2 separate regions of the Homo sapiens genome follow, and region 2 is linked to region 1. Evidence: chromatin loops called from intact Hi-C (ENCODE). Cell type or tissue: A673. All regions are shown on one strand. Each heading gives the region's core, and the rest is flanking DNA. Links, peaks and the distances in the headings are about the cores only. Region 1 overlaps DCDC1 (doublecortin domain containing 1). Region 2 overlaps LINC02755 (long intergenic non-protein coding RNA 2755).

Region 1 (2,816 bases), core at 141-2,640:
TGCCAGGCATACCTGGGAAGTGTGTGACAAGCCTTCATTCGAAGATGAGCTCTTACGTGTGAATCTCTATCAAGGTTCAGAAGCAAACATAAGTCTAAGAAATCTCATTCGTGTTCACAGAATTTTTTTCTGAGGTGTAGTCTGATCATATTCCACAGGATGTTGGTGGATCTATAAATCTTATTTCCATAAGGGTGCCTAATACTGGAAATTCACATCTCACTAATACATCATTTAGATCTTTTAATATAAGGCTACAAATAAAATTCCTCAATCACATAATAAACAGCATTCATCTTTGTCATGTTTACTCAGAAAAAAATGGGACTATGTATTGTATTTCAAAAATCATAAAGATTGACTACTCAGTAGTTTGAGAAATTCACAATGAACATGTAATGAGACTCCCTCTCTCTACCCCATAATTGGGTCATAATTCTGACTGGAACAGTACAGCCTAGATTACCCGGTTTTGTAAAGTTTACTCATTAGACAAGGTTAAGAAACCTTAACTTTTCCAAGATTTCTCCACAGAGAAATCTAGAGAAACTCAAATAGCATCTGCACATATGAGCCAGCTTTTGATAGAGAATAATATACTAAACAGAGTAAATAGTCATAGTTTGAATAATTGAGTCAGCCTTCTGGCTTCTTACTAAAATGAAGATATAAAGGGGATCAGTAGCCGCCATATAGATCTGTATATATAAAGTTCCAGGCCACTGTTGAGAGCACATTTGCCTTCAGTGGGATTGTGATATGAGGACTGCTTGACTGAGGAAGGATAAATATACAGGCAAAGCAGCAAGCCTATTTCAGCACTCTAAGTATGCGTACCTGTAAATAAAGTTCTCTGGGACAGACTGATCACCAAGGTGCTTGTCATAATTTGATGTAACTACAAGCATTATTAAATTACCAAAATCTTCAGGGACAATTCCTGTGCTAGCAGAGCTGACCGTACTCTTTTCAAATGTAATAGAAGTATTACATGTGGATATGAAACTGGTGGGTAATCACTGCCTCATTCAGAACTACAGGCAGCACAAGCGGCTTCTGAAGGCAAACCTCTCCCTTTACAGTTAAAAAAAACAACAGCGCCATCTTGTGTTAAAAATAAAACGCACAGCTTTCTCATCAATTCCATTTCTTTGGGGAAAAGGAAAAAAAAAAAAGTCATTCTTAGTTTTAACAAAGTTAGCAGGATGCAAACAAGATTCTTCACCCAAATCCAGATGTTTAACTTTCTTACTCAGAATTTCTCTATCAGCTCTTGAACTTCCTGGCAAATGAGGTATAGTCAAGTCAGTTTTAGAACAGTCATTTTTCAGTCCATCTTGCTTTATTAATTTGTTCATTCATAGAACAAACCATTCGTTAGTTATTCACTCCTTTAATCAATATTTATTGAACATCTACAAGACAGGTAAGTTATCAGTGCTCACGGAGTTTACATTCTAGTGGGAAGAGGAGAGATTAAATAGACAAGTAAATGAATAAACAAGATAAATGCCATAAGTTGAATAAAATAGGATATTGTAATGGAAATTGACTGGGATGGGGTAAGGTTTACGTTAGCAATGGAGTCAAAGAAGGTTTCTCTGAGAGGTGATGTTTGAATTGAGACAAAGACAATAGAAAGGGGCCAGCCATGTAAGGATCTAGAGGGAGAGCATTCCAAGCAGAGAAAAGAACAAATGAAAAGGCTATGAAGCAAGATTATGGTTAGCCCACTTGAAGAACAGAAAGACAGTGGTGTGACAGGTATGCAGTGAGTGAGGGGATGGTAGTTCTAGACAAGGCTGAAGAGGTGGGCAGGTACCTGTGATTCAGTGAGGAAATGAGAAAGTTTCCCCCACTCTCTGTGTTCCAAAAATCTTTTTTTCCTGCAAAGCACAGAGTAGGCAAGTGCTACTAGAATTTCTTTTCCATTTTTCTTATTGTTTGTGCCGGACACCTTTATGATAAAAAAGCAATCAAAAAGGATCCTTCTAGATTGATGTTCTAGCTGCTGGCTTTATGCATGTCCCTCCTTAAATCATCCCATTTTTCAAATATGCAAAAAACTCCAAACAAGCACATTTAAGAAAGTCTGGGAAAAATCTTACAGTGACTTCCTGATATTAGATGATTTAGGATTATTTCAGGATCATGTCATCAGAAATGGTTCAAATGACTAGTGACAGCCTGGAAAATAGATAACCCTGTATATTAAAAAATATTTCCAATAGTTTAAGGGCTGCCAAGTAGAAGAGGTATAGGGCATAGTACAGAGAAACATATGGAATAATAAGATGGAGATGGTCTAAATAATTATTTAAATGTTAGAATGGGCCTCCTTGAAAACAGTGATCTCTCTGTTATTAGGAGTATTCAAGAAGAGGCTTGAGCAAAAGAGCCTGCTTGGAATATGCAGTAGATGCCTGCATTGTACTCTGAGAGAACCCAATCACTTTTAACCTCAAGGACTCCAGGCCTTCATGAAATCTCTGATTCAGAACAATGACGATCTTTGCTCTCAAAAATGTTTCTTTTTTCTTACTTTCTGTTTATTTTTTTCCAAGTGCAGACTAAGAGGCTAGATGACACATTCTTTAGAAGGGGATGTGAAAGTTCGTGGTCAATTCCCTGACTGTTGAGAAAGATGCCATCTAGGACCAATCATTCTCTCTGAAAAATGCCTTCTGGTGCCTTTGTTAGTGTCAGTCATAGGACCAACTGAATCACCCATCCAAATGAGGAAGTTTGGTTCCTAAAATAAACGTTCATATTCTTATAATTGAGGATAGAAACAATTAATAACAATGATATATAAA
Region 2 (2,816 bases), core at 5-2,504, 1.5 Mb before region 1:
CAGGGTTGACTAAGACAGGGGACCCCCAACCCCTGGGCAATGAACTAGCACTGGTCCTAGCTTTTTAGGAACCCAGTGGCACAGCAAGAGATGAGCATGAGTGAAGCTTCATCTTTATTTACAGCTACTCCCCATGGCTGCATTACCACCTGAGCTCTGCCTCATGTCACATAAATGGTGGCATTAGATTCTCATAGGAGCATGATCCCTATTGTGTACTGTGCATGTGAGGTTGCCCAATCCTTACGAAAATCTAATGCCTGATGATCCGTCAGTCTCCCATCACCCCCAAATGGGAACTTCTAGTTGCAGGAAAACAAGCTCAGGGCTACCGCTGATTCAAGATTATGGTGAATTGTTTCATTATTGCATTATATCTTACAATGCAATAATAATAGAAATAAAGTGCATAATAAATGTAACACGCTTGAATCATCCCTAAACCATCCCTCTATCTCCCCGCCCCTGGTGCATGGAAAAATTGTCTCCCACAAAACCTGTCCCTGGTACCAGAAAAGGTTGGGGACTGCTGGACTAAGACATATTTAGCAAAGTATGTTGCCTGGTGCTAAACATTGATTCAAGGTGTCGATTAATATATCTTAATTTCATACTTCTATTTTCTCAGTGCATCCTCTAATAATAACAAAATCGACTTCCTTTTAGTTATTGAGAGTTGGGAAAACATATGGGAATGTTTTTAAAGACCAGTTATGAAAGATATTTCTAAATGGCTGCAAAAATAAGTAAATTGTGAAATAAAGTTTGAAACAAATATTAATCCATTTGGATAAAGCTAGTTTTAGATCAGTGTAGAAATTATTAAAATAGATTTAAGCAACTCTTGAGTAGCTATGAGATCTGGGGCTATTCACTTTCTTTCTTTCTCTGGGTCTTTCTTTTCTCATCTGTAAAATGAGCTAGGGTTGGATAAAGTAACTGTACCATCGAGTCCCACCGACAGTCCAGATTGTTTCCCAGTTTTTCTCTTTTTAATTTTGGATGGTACCACTAGGTGGCAGCAGGAATTTAATAATACTTATCTTTTCCTTAGTTCTCTGGTTTCCAAAAAGATATTTTGCTTGAGTAGGAATCATTTTGGAGAATACTACTACCATACCACCACCACATTAAACACAACTAAAAAACAAAGCTAAAGCACACAGTAACGAAAACAAACCACTTCAAACTCACCTCAGCATATCACTATCTTATGAAATACATTATCACAAGGTCTAAATTTTTATTATTTATTACATATCTTAATTCTATGAACTCTAAACATGTGTATACAACTACCAGCTCAATATTTCAACTTGGATGTCTAATAAGTACCTTACACCTAAACACAGCCAAACAAAACTCAATTTCTCTCTCACAACCCTTACACCTTCAAAGCTTTTGCCATCTCAGAAAATGAAAATATTATTTCCCACGTTTCTTAATCCAAATATCTAGTAGACATAAATTGATTGCTTCTTTCCCTCCTATTCTACAACCCACCCGTCACAAATGCTTTGACTTTACCTTCCAAACCCATTGCTAAAATTTCCATTTATGTCTGTCTTCACTGCTACCATCGCTTTCTCTTGCTGGAATGAACTCAAAACCCACTAATTGGACTTCCTATTTCTCTTTTTGCGCCTCTACAATCTATGTTCTGCATTTTAACTAGAGTGATTGTTTCAAATATAATATAAATAATACCAATACGGCCGGGTGCGGTGGCTCACTCCTGTAATCCCAGCACTTTGGGAGGCCGAGGCGGGCGGATCACGAGGTCAGGAGATCAAGACCATCCTGGCTAACACGGTGAAACCCCGTCTTTACTAAAAAAAAATACAAAGAATTAGCCAGGCGAGGTGGCGGGTGCCTGTAGTCCCAGCTACTCTGGAGGCTGAGGCAAGAGAATGGCGTGAACCCCGCGGGGCGGAGCCTGCAGTGAGCCGAGATTGTGCCACTGCACTCCAGCCTGGGCGACAGAGAGATTCTGTCTCAAAAAAAAAAAAAAAAAAAAAAAAATACCAATACTACTCTGTGGTTTAAAACTCTCCGCTATAGCGTGCATATTTGTTCCCTCAAAATCTCATGTTGCAATTTGATCCTAGTGTTGGATGTGGGGTCTAATCAGAGGTTTTTGGGACATGGGAGTGGATCCCCCCTCATGAACAGATGGGTTGGAAGGAGTGAATGAGTTCTAGCTCTATTACTTCCAGTGAGAGCTTGTTAAAAAGAGCCTAGTACCTCCCACTTCTCTGTCTTATTTCCTCTCTTGTCATGTGGTCTCTCCGAACTGGCTCTCCTTCACCTTCTTTCATGAATGGAAGCAGCCTGACACCCTCACCAGATCTTCCGTTCTCCAGCCAGCAGAATCATGGGCCAATAAGCCTCTTTATTTCAGTTTGGTGCAAAATTAATCGCAGTTTTTGCCATTACTTTCAATGATAAAAACAGCAATTACTTTTGCACCAACCTAATACATTACCTAGCCTCAGTTATTCCTTTATAACAACACTAAATGGACTAAGACACCCTCCAAAATATTCTCATTGCCCTTAAAAAAATTCCAACTCTATGCCATGATCTATGCATGTTTTCATAATCCCGTGGCTTTCTACCCTTACAGTTTACACATTCACTCCTCTGCTCCAGCAACACTGAGCATCTCCCAACCTACAAACACACACACACACACCCCAATCCCTCCTGCTTTAAGTTGGTTCTTCCCTCTGTCTGGAAGGCTCCAATACTACCAATGCCTGGCCTCTTTTCATCCTTCAAGTCTCAGCTTATGGAAGTCCTACCTGCCTAGACCA

The links. A loop is a pair of places that touch in the nucleus more often than their neighbours do. Peaks named below come from ENCODE experiments on the same cell type or tissue, not always from the same donor. Only the 100,000 strongest peaks of a DNase experiment are listed, where the experiment ranks them.
Region 2: a loop joins it to region 1, with 10 times the contacts of the local background. A loop is called at or near these places in 33 of 110 quality-filtered maps.

What each region holds. Positions count from the first base shown.
Region 1 is chr11:30,916,963-30,919,778 of GRCh38, forward strand. It overlaps DCDC1 (doublecortin domain containing 1), which reads right to left. Exons shown (of 39, transcript NM_001387274.1): 26 at 1-66. All of the region lies in intron 4 of LOC105376611 (a long non-coding RNA gene), which reads left to right. Among named protein-coding and RNA genes, the nearest start is that of LINC02859, 180 kb to the left of the region's middle. In A673, for the core only: CTCF peaks have their summits at 1,106 (motif pointing left) and 1,306; a DNase peak (open chromatin) is centred at 1,079; H3K27me3 peaks cover 167 bases.
Region 2 is chr11:29,431,904-29,434,719 of GRCh38, forward strand. The region is part of intron 2 of LINC02755 (long intergenic non-protein coding RNA 2755); the gene reads right to left. Among named protein-coding and RNA genes, the nearest start is that of LINC02755, 160 kb to the right of the region's middle. In A673, for the core only: a CTCF peak has its summit at 1,009 (motif pointing right); a DNase peak (open chromatin) is centred at 1,018; H3K27me3 peaks cover 498 bases.